2 separate regions of the Homo sapiens genome follow, and region 2 is linked to region 1. A link is a loop called in an ENCODE intact Hi-C map of the cell type or tissue named here. Cell type or tissue: right lobe of liver. All regions are shown on one strand. Links, peaks and the distances in the headings refer to the core of each region. The heading gives the core; the rest is flanking DNA. Region 1 has its middle 32 kb from the start of F11R. Region 2 overlaps USF1 (upstream transcription factor 1).

Evidence for each region. A loop is a pair of places that touch in the nucleus more often than their neighbours do. Peaks named below come from ENCODE experiments on the same cell type or tissue, not always from the same donor. Only the 100,000 strongest peaks of a DNase experiment are listed, where the experiment ranks them.
Region 2: a loop joins it to region 1, with 2.8 times the contacts of the local background. A loop is called at or near these places in 47 of 110 quality-filtered maps.

The regions. Positions count from the first base shown.
Region 1 is chr1:160,984,907-160,992,857 of GRCh38, reverse strand. No RefSeq gene overlaps it. Among named protein-coding and RNA genes, the nearest start is that of F11R, 32 kb to the left of the region's middle. RefSeq lists an enhancer at 879-1,717 and a silencer at 5,165-5,459. In right lobe of liver, for the core only: a CTCF peak has its summit at 2,414 (motif pointing right); a DNase peak (open chromatin) is centred at 2,727.
Region 2 is chr1:161,039,420-161,044,310 of GRCh38, reverse strand. USF1 (upstream transcription factor 1) reads left to right here. Exons shown (of 11, transcript NM_007122.5): 2 at 951-1,043; 3 at 1,429-1,478; 4 at 1,641-1,756; 5 at 2,094-2,195; 6 at 2,465-2,660; 7 at 2,900-2,987; 8 at 3,439-3,497; 9 at 3,641-3,735; 10 at 3,981-4,109; 11 at 4,302-4,891. The coding sequence starts at 1,036. The coding sequence ends at 4,391. Among named protein-coding and RNA genes, the nearest start is that of TSTD1, 2.9 kb to the right of the region's middle. RefSeq lists an enhancer at 2,395-2,554. In right lobe of liver, for the core only: CTCF peaks have their summits at 2,463 and 2,664 (motif pointing left); a DNase peak (open chromatin) is centred at 2,650; H3K27ac peaks cover 624 bases.

The DNA.
Region 1 (7,951 bases), core at 1,346-3,845:
ACTGCAACCTCCACCTCCCGGGTTCAAACAATTCTCCTGCCTCAGCCTCCCGAGTAGCTGGGATTACAGGCACACAGCACCACGCCCGGCTAATTTTTGTATTTTTAGTAGAGATGGGGTTTCACTATGTTGGTCAGGCTGGTCTCGAACTCCTGACCTCATGATCCACCTGCCTCAGCCTCTCAAAGTGCTGGGATTACAGGTGTGAGCCACCGTGCCCGGCTCAAGGGTTGGCATACTTTCTGTAAAGGGCTAGAGAATAAATTTTTCAGGTTCTGCAGGTCTCTATACAATGATACCACTCCAGTTCTATTGGGAAAGCATCCATAGACAATGATCATGGCTGTGTTCCAATGAACCTTCTTTTGTGGACACTAAAATGTGAATTTTATATAATTTTTGTGTGTTGTGAAATAATTATCAAATCTTTTTCAAGCATTTAAAAATGTAAAAACAGCTGGGCGTGGTGGCTCATGCTTGTAATCCTAGCACTCTGGGAGGCCAAGGCAGGTGAATCACCTGAGGTCAGGAGTTCAAGACCAGCCTGGCCAACATGGTGAAACCCTGTCTCCCTGTCTCTACTAAAAATACAAAAAATTAGCCAGGTGTGGTGACAGGTGACTGTAATCCTAGCTACTTGGGAGGCTGAGATAGGAGAGTCACTTGAACCTGAGAGGCGGAGGTTGCAGTGAACTGAGATTGCGCCACTGGGAGACAGAGTGAGACTCCAGTTCAAAAAAAAAAAAAAGTAAAAACGATGTTTATATATGAGGCTGTGCAAAAACAGGTGATGGGTTGGTAATTGGCAATTAACCAAGATTGAAAATCTTTTTTTTTTTTTTTTAATGGAGTCTGGCTCTCGCCCAGGCTGGAGTGCAGTGACAGAATCTCGACTCACTGCAAGCTCCGCCTCCTGGATTCACGCCATTCTCCTGCCTCAGCCTCCCGAGTAGCTGGGACTACAGGTGCCCGCCACCACGCCAGGCTAATGTTTTGTATTTTTAGTAGAGATGGGGTTTCTCCATGTGGTCAGGCTGGTCTTGAACTCCTGACCTTAGGTGATCCACCCGCCTCAGCCTCCCAAAGTGCTGGGATTACAGGCGTGAGCCACTGTGCCCAGCCTGAAAATCTGTGTTGACTCCGTCTCAAAAAAAAAAAAAAAAAAAAGTAGCTAGCCTCATTTGTTTTTCTTTCTTTCTTTTTTTTTTTTTTTTGAGACAAAGTCTCACTCTGTCACCCAGGCTGGAGTGCAGTGGTGCGAACTGGGCTCACTGCAAGCTCCGCCTTCTGGGTTCACGCCATTCTCCTGCCTCAGCCTCCCGAGTAGCTGGGACCACAGGCGCCCGCCACCATGCCCGGCTGATTTTTTGTATTTTTAGTAGAGACGGGGTTTCACCGTGTTAGCCAGGATAGTCTCGATCTCCTGACCTCGTGATCCACCCGCCTCGGCTTCCCAAAGTGCTGGGATTACAGGTGTGTGCCACCACACCCGCCGCGTCATTTGTTTTTCAACGCAGACTTATAAAATGCAGATTACTTTGGTCGTGGTCTGTAACATCCCCAGGGAGAAAGGAATGCAGAAGGCAGAGTGGTTAGGAGCAGCCACAAAAGAATGAGGAATGAAGAAAAAGGGGTGAATGAGAAACCAATGAGAAGTGTTGGGAGATGCCATGTAACTGGTGGGGATACCCATACCCATTTTAGAACAACTTTTTTTTTTTTTTTTTTGAGACAGGGTCTCACTCTCTTGCCCAGACTGGAGTGCAGTGGCCAGACCTCGGCTCACCACAACCTCTGCCTCCCAGGCTCAAGCGATTCTCTTGCCTCAGCCTCCCGAGTAGCTGGGATTACAGGCACGTGCTACTACTGCCCAGCTAATTTTTGTATTTTTAGCACAGGGTTTCACCATGTTGGCCAGGCTGGTCTCGAACTCCTGGCCTCAAGTGATCCACCTGCCTTGGCCTCCTAAAGTGCTGGGATTACAGGCATGAGTCATTCAGGCCGGCCCTGAATTTTTCAAAGTTGCCACCACCAACACTTTGTTCTTAGTGTGTGGACAGTAGAGCAGGTTGAAGGGCCAAAAAACAAACAAGCAAGCAAGCAAACAAACAAACCAACAAACCAGCCTCATTTCCTTGTCTCTGGTATGTTGAGAAAGTGGACCCTAGAGTTCAGTACCACTCCTCCTACCTTTGAGCCCAACTCATGATTTAAGATGTTGAAGTGCCCAATAAGGACCACATGGAAGCCTCCCTCAAAGAGTGTGGCACATGCTGCAACCCATAGGAAAGGGATTAGAATGCAGGTTTTTTTTCCATTTAGGGAGGAAGGAGCAGGAAATTTAGTAGGTAAGTAAAAGTAAGTACAAAGGCACAGCTACGAAGAAAAGGTACTTTTTCTGCAACTAGATATGCTACCACTAGGTGGAGCCAGACTCTCCTGGCATGGAACTTTTTTTTTTTTTTTTTTTTGACACGGAGTCTCGCCCTTGTCGCCCAGGCTGGAGTGCTGTGGCGCGATCTCGGCTCACTGCAACCTCCACCTCCCGAGTTCAAACAATTCTTCTGCCTCAGCCTCTCGAGTAGCTGGAATTACACGCGCCCGCCACCACACCTGGCTAAATTTTTTTGTAGTTTTAGTAGAGACGGGGTTTCACCATGTTGGCCAGGCTGGTTTTGAACTCCTGACCTCAAGTGATCCGCCCGCGTCGGCCTTCCAAAGTGCTAGGATTACAGGCGTGAGCCACCACGCCCAGTCTGACATGGAACTTCTAAACAGTGATGCTACGTAACAGGCCTGGTTCGCTGGAGATAAGTAAGAGGGGATAAAAATAGTTAACCTTACCTATCTGATTGGCAAAAATTCAAAAGCTTGATAGGGAGTCTATCTGAGCCTGGGCAGGTTCTGGAAGCTGCCCAATTTAAAAAAAACAATGGCGCCTGGTGCGGCGGCTCACGCCTGTAATCTCAGCACTTTGGGAGGCCGAGGCAGGTGGATCACGAGGTTAGGAGTTCAAGACCAGCCTGACCAACATGGTAAAACCCCGTTTCTACCAAAAATACAAAAATTAGCTGGGCGTGGTGGCACGCGCCTGTAATCCCAGCTACTGAGGAGGCTGAGGCAGGACAATCGCGTGAACCCAGGAGGCGGAGGTTTCAGTGAGCCGAGATCACGCCACTGCACTCCAGCCTGGGCAACAGAGCAAGTCTCCGTCTCAAAAAAAAAAAAAAAAAAAAAAAGGAAAATAAAAGACAAATGGCTGGGCATGGTGGCTCACACCTATAATCCAAGCACTTTGGAAGGCTGAGGTGGAAGGATTGCTTGGGGCCAAGAGTTTGAGACTAGCCTGGGCAACAAAGTGAGACCCTGTCTCTATGAGAAAATTAAAAAAAAAAAGGCCACCTTTTTGATACGAAAGGAGGGGAAATAAGAAAGCATACTATATTTGCTTATTTTTGCAGAAACAAACACAGGAAGGAAAATAAACTAAATTGGTTATTTCAAGAGGTAGATAAGGTCTAGATGAAATAGATACATGATCGGCCGGGCGCGGTGGCTCACACCTGTAATCCCAGGACTTTGGGAGACTGAGGCGGGCGGATCACGAGGTCAGGAGATCGAGACCATCCTGGCTAACACGGTGAAACCCAGTCTCTACTGAAAATACAAAAAATTGGCCGGGCGTGGTGGTGGGCACCTGTAGTCCCAGCGACTTGGGAGGCTGAGGCAGGAGAATGGTGTGAACCCCAGAGGCGGAGCTTGCAGTGAGCCCAGATCGCGCCACTGCACTCTAGCCTGGGCGACAGAGCGAGACTCTGTCTCAAAAAAATAAAAATAAAAATAGATACATGATGGAGTATTACTTCTCTGAGTTTATTTACCATTTTGTCTAGTTTTGACTTCTGGATCCATGTTAATGTTTTGCACATTAAAAAAAGTTGACAAGAAAAAATATGCAGAACATGCTTGTCCTCAGGCTTGTCAGAGACTCCTATAACCATATAAAGAAGCTGAGGGTTGATCATGCTTGAGCTATGATACTTATTAAAATAGTACTAGAAAGACAAATAGAATGTAGCATGGCAAAAGAGCTGCACATTTTGGGAGAAGGCATTTATTTGTAGGGGCTGAAATGTGCTAGCTCGAGAATCAGACCTAAGAATTACAAGGTGATTAACCAAAGGAAAAAGTCTCTGGAAGTAGAAAACTAAAAAGAAGGTTTGGAACAGGCTGGAAGTGAGATTGAAGCATATCACAGAAATGTTAGACATTCTTCAATGTCAGTGCCTTGGATGAATTTATAAGGCTTTGCCTTAAAGTTACTTGTGGGCTTATAAAGCCTGTGTCAAAGCTAAACAAAGCCAGACAATAGTTTAGACAAGAAGTAAGGATAGGTATTTATTTATTTATTTGAGATGGAGTTTCACTCTTGTCGCCCAGGCTGGAGGGTAATGGCGCGATCTTGGCTCACCGCAACCTCCGTGTCCGGGGTTCAAGCGATTCTCCTGCCTCAGCCTCCTGAATAGCTGGGATTACAGGCATGCACCACCACGCCCGGCTAATTTTTTTGTATTTTTAGTGGAGACAGCGTTTCTCCATGTTGGTCAGGCTGGTTTTGAACTTTTGACCCCAGGTGATCTGCCCACCTCGGCCTCCCAAAGTGTTGGGATTACAGGCGTGAGCCACTGCACCCGGCCTAGGATAGGTTTTTTTAAGTAGTAACTATTGCAGTAGGGAAGAGGGCCCAAGGTGAACTGAACTTAACTTCCTTAAAAAAAAAAAAAATGCAGGAGGCCTTTTGAAGGCTGGGATGTGCTAAGGGATAGGCATGAAGATATTAAGGAGAATTGCTCCATGTGACTAGACAATCTGGATTTGTGAATTGGCTCTTGTCCAGAAGAGAAATAAGCACCTATTTTTACGACAGGAGCTAGTAGTGCAAGTTAGAGCAAGGCACCCACCTGGTTGGGAGCTGGAGCAAGATTTATTTCCTCAAATGTTTGCATTTCAAAGAAACTCTCAGGTCCCAGTGAAAATAGCTCTGGGTAGAAGATTTACATCTCAAAGAGGCAGAGAAAGATGTTTTAATTGCAAGCTTTCTTTCTAAGTAATTGCACTAAGATGAAGTTCAGGGGCCTGTGTCTATTGCTAGGTTTGGGCTGGGATGCACAGTAAATTTTTCTGACAGCGATGAGCTTTTTCAGGCAGGCATTTTAAGCGGGGGGCTGAGGTCCTCCTAGGGACAAGGCCTTAAGTTGCTAGAAGCCATGCTAGAGCTTGGTTAAGGAGAGTCTTTGTTACCTGGCGTCTCTCTGCAGTGCCGTTTCAATGCCTTAGAGCAAGAGAGTGGTGGATGGACAGTGATAGTGATTCACGTGCGCAATTCACAACTTGCATTAGCAACCAGGCAAAAGCAAGTGCTGCTTTTAGAGGCCTTGGGAAGAATTTCCACAAGTTTCCGGCCATTGGGATACAGGGGAAAAGGGATTGGAGGGAGGCTCATCGGGAACAATACATTAGGTAATGTTGGGGTTTATAAATCGATACCCCCAAATATAGTACTGAACCGAAGAAGCAACCTGAAGATCTCTCTGACCTTCCCCGCTCCACACGGTCTCTCCCAAAAAGCTGAAGTTCCTTTATTTGCCTAAGATCCAGACCCTCCAAGGAGAACAGTAGGTTTCTTTTCCTCCTGTAAGACCAAAAATGTAACCACACCTGAACAGACCTTTTCATGAGTTAATGCCTGCTTCTCATGGTCATCTAAATTCCAAAGAAAACTATTTACAAGTTAATTTGTTTCCTGATCAAATCATTCTCTTTAGTAATCATTTATTGCCCATCAACAGAATTCCTTTTCTCCCGCAGGATCCAAACTCATTCTTTCTGTAACCTCATGATGGCGTATAAGCTTTTGCACCTCACTGGGAGGTTGGGTCTTCATTCTGAAGGCTTCTATGTATACATATTAAATAAGTTTGTATGCCTTTTTTCCTATTAATCTGCCTTGCGTCAGTGATTTTCAGCAAACTTCAGGGAGCCAAAGGCCTTGGCTCCCACAGTGATAATAAACAATATGACTTTTGGCTATCAAAATTCCTGCTGTTAGTTAAGGAAAAATTGTGACAGTTTCTGAAATGGACAAATACAGGCATCCTTCCAGTGGATTACTAGGATTTGTCTAGACTAGAGGACAGGATGCTTCTGGGGGTTTTCTGATTCTCTACAGGTCAGTATCCTTCCTTGTCTTGTACTGTTTTGCAACTCTAGAAAGAAAAGTTAAATATGTAGAAGCCTGACAGTGATACAAATGATCCCTGTTCATATTAATACAAATGCAAATTGTTTGCCTGGTAGAGATACAATTGATTTTCTCTCTGTAGAAAAAAAGATGATCCCAGCCAGGCGTGGTGGCTCACCCTGCAATTCCAGCACTTTGGGAGGCCGAGACAGGCAAATCACAAGGTCAGGAGTTCGAGACCAGCCTGGCCAATATGGTGAAACCCTGTCTCTACTAAAAATACAAAAATTAGCCAGGCGTGGTGGTGGGCGCCTGTAATCCCAGCTACTCTGGAGGGTGAGGCAGGAGAATTGCTTGAATCTGGGAGGCGGAGTTTGCAGTGAGCTGAGTCCTCGCCATTGCATTCCAGCTTGGGCAACAGAGTGAGATTACATCTCAAAAAAAAAAAAAAAAAAAAAAGAATCCCAGAAATTAAATGTTTTATATTTTTGCCACAAGAAAACACGTGCAAGTATGAAACTTTTTGTAAGGTCCTCTGAGCTGGCTGCACTATGGTCAAGCCACGGTGACATTCCCCCACCCTTGTGATAATGTACTTTGTGATACTCCTGTCCTTGTGAATGTACTTTGTAACATTCCTCCCCACCCTTGTGACAATACATCCTCCCTGCCCTTGTGACAATACACCCTCCCTGCCCTTGTGAATGTACTTTGTAACATCCTCCCCACCCTTGAGAATGTACTTTGTAATATCCATCCCCTGCCTGTAAAAAATTGCTCCTGACTACACCGCCTATCCCAAACCTATAAGAACCAATGATAATCCCACCACCTTTTGCTGACCCCTTTCTCGGACTCAGCCCACTCACACACAAGTGAATAAACAGCCATGTTGCTCACACTAAGCCTGTTCAGGTGGTCTCTTATGTGGACACGCATAACACTTTTATTATTATTATTATTAAAAAAGTAATAATAAAAAGAGACAGAGTTTTGCTCTTGTTGCCCAAGCTGGAGTGCAATGGCGTGATCTTGGCTTGCTGCAACCTCTGCCTCCTGGGTTCAAGCAGTTCTCCTGCATCAGCCTCCCAAGTACCTGGGACTACAAGCGTGCACCACCACGCCTGGCTAATTTTTTGTATTTTTAGTAGAAACGGGGTTTCACCATGTTAGCCAGGCTGGTCTCGAACTCTTGACCTCAGGTGATCCACCCGCCTTGGCCTCTCAAAGTGCTGGATTACAGGTGTGAGCCACCACGCCCAGCCGAAACTTTTATTTTTTATTTTTTTATTTGTTTGAGATGGAGTCTCTTGTTGCCTAGGCTGGAGTGCAATGGTGCGATCTTGGCTCACTGCAACCTCTGCCTCCTGGGTTCAAGCAATTCTCCTGCCTCAGCCTCCCGAGTAGCTGGGACTACAGGCGCACATCACCACGTCCAGCTAATTTTTGTATTTTTAGTAGAGATGGGGTTTCTCCATGTTGGCCAGGCTGGTCTTGAACTCCTGACCTCAGGTGATCTACCCGCCTCTGCCTCCCAAAGTGCTGGGATTACAGGCGTGAGCCACCGCAGCCAGCCAACTTTTATTTTTAATTGACAAATACTAATTGCATATATTTATGAGGTACAAGTGATATGTTGATACTTGTATACATTGTGGAATGATCAAATCAAGCTAATTAACATATACATCACAGCAAATATTATTTCTT
Region 2 (4,891 bases), core at 1,348-3,847, 51 kb before region 1:
GATTCCCATGAAGCTGCCATCATGGCAGGTCATAATAGCTTTAATGATCCATTTAGAGATGTGTTGTTGGCTGGGTGCGGTGGCTCATGCCTGTAATCCAAGCACTTTGGGAGGCCGAGGCAGGCGGATCACCTGAGGTCAGGAGTTCCAGACCAGCCTGGCCAATATGGTAAAACCCCATCTCTACTGAAAATACAAAAATTAGCTGGGCGTGGTGGTGGGCACCTATAATCCCAGCTATTCAGGAGGCTGAGGCAGGAGAATCACTTGAACCCAGGAGATGGAGGTTGTAAGCCGAGATTGTGCCACTGCACTCCAGCCTGGGTGACAGAGCAAGATTCTGTCTCAGAAAAAAAAAAAAAAAAAAGAAAGAAATGTGTTGTTTCGGCCAGGTGCAGTGGCTCACACCTGTAATCCCAGCACTTTGGGAGGCTGCCGAGGTGGACAGATCATGCTCTCAGGAGTTCGAGACCAGCCGGGCCAACATGGTGAAACCCCGTCTCTACTAAAAATACAAAAATTAGCCAGGCGTGGTGGTGTGCACCTGTAATCCCAGCTACTCCGGAGGCTGAGGCAGGAGAATCACTTGAACCTGGGAGGCAGAGGTTGCAGTGAGCTGAGATCGCGCCACTGCACTCCAGCCTGGGTGACAGAGAGAGACTCTGTCTCAAAAAAAAAAAAAAAAAAAAAGTGTTGTTTCTGTCTTCCAGTATAATTATCCACTCTCCACCAGGAGTTGGAGTGATAATGGAGGGATGGGGAACACTATTTGTAGCCTTGCTTTTTCAATCACTGTAGGCCAGTCCTCAACATCAGTATGGTGGAGGCTGATTGTCCCCTGCAGATGACTGGGTTATTTTCCTGGCTATGTGTTCATGGAACCTAAGTTCTAGAACCAGAGATACTGTTCTGTTTCCTAAACTCATTGCAAACTTCATGATTTCTACCAGGACTTAGCACTCAGGCCTGTGAATCAGGAGATACAAAGACCTCCAAAAAAGGACCAGTTCCTCGGATGTGCCCCCTCACAGAGAGATGAAGGGGTGAGTGAAGAAGAGGTAGGGTCTGGGATGAAAGATGGGTGGCCTGGAAGAATGCAAAATGACCAAGAGCACTGCCTCTGGAGTCAGGCAGACCTGGATTCAGGTTCTACTCTATCACTTACTGTGTGATTTGGTTTCTCTATCTATAAAATGGAAGTAGTGCTATCTATCTCGTGGTGCTGTTTTTAGTACTAAATAAGATTACATGTAATGTACTTAGCTTAGTGCTTATGTACATAGTAAACAGTAAACACTAGTTGTTATTCTAACCTAACCCAGCTTCTGTTGGGAATGCCAATGAGTTTGCAGCCATATGTTACTGGGCCAGTGAGCTTCTCATTGACTTCTTCTCATACTCTTCCTTTTGTCCTTTCACCACAAACAGGCAGCAGAAAACAGCTGAAACGGAAGAGGGGACAGTGCAGATTCAGGAAGGTGAGTGCTAGAAACAGAACCAAGACTAAGAACCCATCATGGCCTCCCTTCCTTCCCCACCAGACCATCTCCTGTGCATCCTCCTCCTTCCGTGACATGCAAATGGAACGGGGGTAGAAAGGCAGTTAACTCACAGACTTTTCCTTTGTTCTTTTAATTCAGGTGCAGTGGCTACTGGGGAAGACCCAACCAGTGTGGCTATTGCCAGCATCCAGTCAGCTGCCACCTTCCCTGACCCCAACGTCAAGTACGTCTTCCGAACTGAGAATGGGGGCCAGGTAAGGGAGGGGGCCAGGTGGCTGCAGGTGTTATCTGGGGTTGGGATTGAGGGAGGTAATTGAACATGTCTTGGGGAGACCTGGCTTGGAGGATGAGTTGAAAGAGTGGACTGTTGCAGGGGAGGGAGGTGCTAATACTGGAGTAGAGACTGGTGTGAGGTTAGATGTATGCTGAAACCTCTGTGTGGGGAAAGAAGGGAGAATGGCTGAATCCATGTCTCTGAAGGACTTTGTTTTGGGGCCCTATCCAAGGGAAGCTTTATGAGGGGCCCTAGGATTCCCAACACTTAATCTTTTCTTCTCTCTTCACTCCCTCTGCCTTCCTCTACACTTCTAGGTGATGTACAGGGTGATCCAGGTGTCTGAGGGGCAGCTGGATGGCCAAACTGAGGGAACTGGCGCCATCAGTGGCTACCCTGCCACTCAATCCATGACCCAGGTACAGGGTATGGGCTGGGGAGGTCACTAGAGTTCTGAGAAGTAAGATGAAGAAGGGAATCAGTAGGATGGGGGTGAAGCTAGGAACAGTGAGGCATCTAAGGCTGCCTTGTCCCAAAGCACTAGGCTCTCCTTTTCTGGATGTTTCTCTCTCTCTCTCTCTCTCTCTCCACCCTACCTACCACCCCAACGGATAGAAGCTGCAGAGTGGTGTAGTGGGAAGAAGTTTTTGACTGTTACCAGAATCAGTTTTCTTGCTCCCCTTCCCAGGCGGTGATCCAGGGTGCTTTCACCAGTGATGATGCAGTTGACACGGAGGGGACAGCTGCTGAGACGCACTATACTTACTTCCCCAGCACGGCAGTGGGAGATGGGGCAGGGGGTACCACATCGGGGAGTACAGCTGCTGTTGTTACTACCCAGGGCTCAGAGGCACTGCTGGGGCAGGCGACCCCTCCTGGCACTGGTGAGATATTGCATGAGGATGCTGGCTGAAAGGGCTAGAATAGGCTGTGGGACATGACTGGTAGGCAGTGAGCCTTCACTCATGACTCTTAGTGATCATTAAGACCTGGACAGGCAGTGAGTCTGGGGCTGCTCTTCTATTAGCATGTTCTTTTTAGAGGAGGGGACCAGGGTCTTCACCTCAGGGCTTGGTGAGGTTCCTACCCATGTCCTGACAGAACCTACCCTGCATCTTCACAGGTCAATTCTTTGTGATGATGTCACCACAAGAAGTACTGCAGGGAGGAAGCCAGCGCTCAATTGCCCCTAGGACTCACCCTTATTCCCCGTGAGTGACCCTTGTTTCTTCTCAGATTCCGTAAGTGGTTTTTTTTTTTTTTTTTTTTTTTTGAGACAGAGTCTTGCTCTGTCACCCAGGCTGGAGTGCAGTGGCATGATCTCAGCTCACTGCAACCTCTGCTTCCAGGGTTCAAGCGTTTCTCATGCCTCAGCCTCCTGAGTAGCTGGAACTACAGACATGTACCACCACCCCTGGCTAATTTTTGTATCTTTAGTAGAGACAGGGTTTCACCATGTTGGCCAGGCTGGTCTCGAACTCCTGACCTCAAGTGATCCGCCTGCCTCGGCCTCCCAAAGTGCTGGGATTACAGGTGTGAGACACCACACCTAGCTACCATAAGTGGTCCTAATACCTGCTAAATCTTGTATAATTCCTTAACCCCAAACTTCAATCATGTATTTTGTCTTCTTACTCTGGCCACCCTGGGCTCTGTTGTCAGGAAGTCAGAAGCTCCCCGGACGACTCGGGATGAGAAACGCAGGGCTCAGCATAATGAAGGTAGGTATGATCTGGGTGGAGCTAGAAGCTGTCTGGTGTGATCTCAGCAGTGATGTCTGAGGGGAGGAGGGATTAGGTAATTTTACCCTGGGACTTGTGGCGAGTTTTCACTGAGTCACCTTGTCCTCCACTTTGCCCCACAGTGGAGCGTCGCCGCCGAGACAAGATCAACAACTGGATCGTGCAGCTCTCCAAGATAATCCCAGACTGCTCTATGGAGAGCACCAAGTCTGGCCAGGTCATGGAAAGACCCTGGTAGTGGGCAGGATGCCTGAATTCTGCCTCCTGGTATTGTTTCCAGAAATGGTAGAGAGAGGGGCACACATGACAGTAGTCTTATCTCTCCCTGAGGTTCCTGTATCCCTGGGAGATATTATACCACCTTCCTTAGATGAAAATGAGGTCCAAAGTGTGAACCTACTTTTGGAAAGCAAGCTGGGTATCTGAAATCCTAGTTCTCATTTTGTTGACCTTATCTTGCAGAGTAAAGGTGGGATTCTATCCAAAGCTTGTGATTATATCCAGGAGCTTCGGCAGAGTAACCACCGCTTGTCTGAAGAACTGCAGGGACTTGACCAACTGCAGCTGGACAATGACGTGCTTCGACAACAGGTCAGACTCCTACCCCCAGTGCAGCCCTTCTCAGTTCTGCTAGCCACTGACCCAGTTTGACACCCTCTACTTTGTTCTCCATGGAGAAGGCTTCATCTTTTCCCCCTCACCAGTGGATGTCTGAATACATTCAGGGGCTTGGAAGTGCCAGCTTTACTACCCATTCCCTTTACTGCCTCCTTCCCATGTCAGGTGGAAGATCTTAAAAACAAGAATCTGCTGCTTCGAGCTCAGTTGCGGCACCACGGATTAGAGGTCGTCATCAAGAATGACAGCAACTAACTATGGGGATTCAGGGGCTTTGGGCCCAAGAACTGCAGATAGCCCAGGAGCAACAGCCTAATCCCGTGCCCCTTTCCTTCACTGCCCCACTTCTGGCATGGGACAGGGGGAAGTTCAGAAGGTGTGTCCTTGAACTGAGGCCCTGTGATATGGCGGCCTGCAGTGGTGTGAAACACACAATGTGGACGTGCACTGACAGCCTTGCCCACCCCCACCATGCAGCCCCTGGGCCCTTGTGCTCCTCTCGCACAATGCATGTGCTGTCTCCATGCTGGATACTGGACACACTAAACTCTGGGGCTTGTCCTGTGCTTGCTTAGAGTGCCCAGCAGAGGTTTGCTGACAGGTGATGCTCTGGCTTGCCCCAGGACTCTGGCACTTCCATTGGTTCTTCCTTTCCCTGGAGCTGAGGTTTAGATGTGCAACCTGTGGCTCAGGGGAGCAAGCTTACACAAGAAGTGAGGGAAGGATGTTTAGCAGTGGCTGGTGCCCATGAAGAG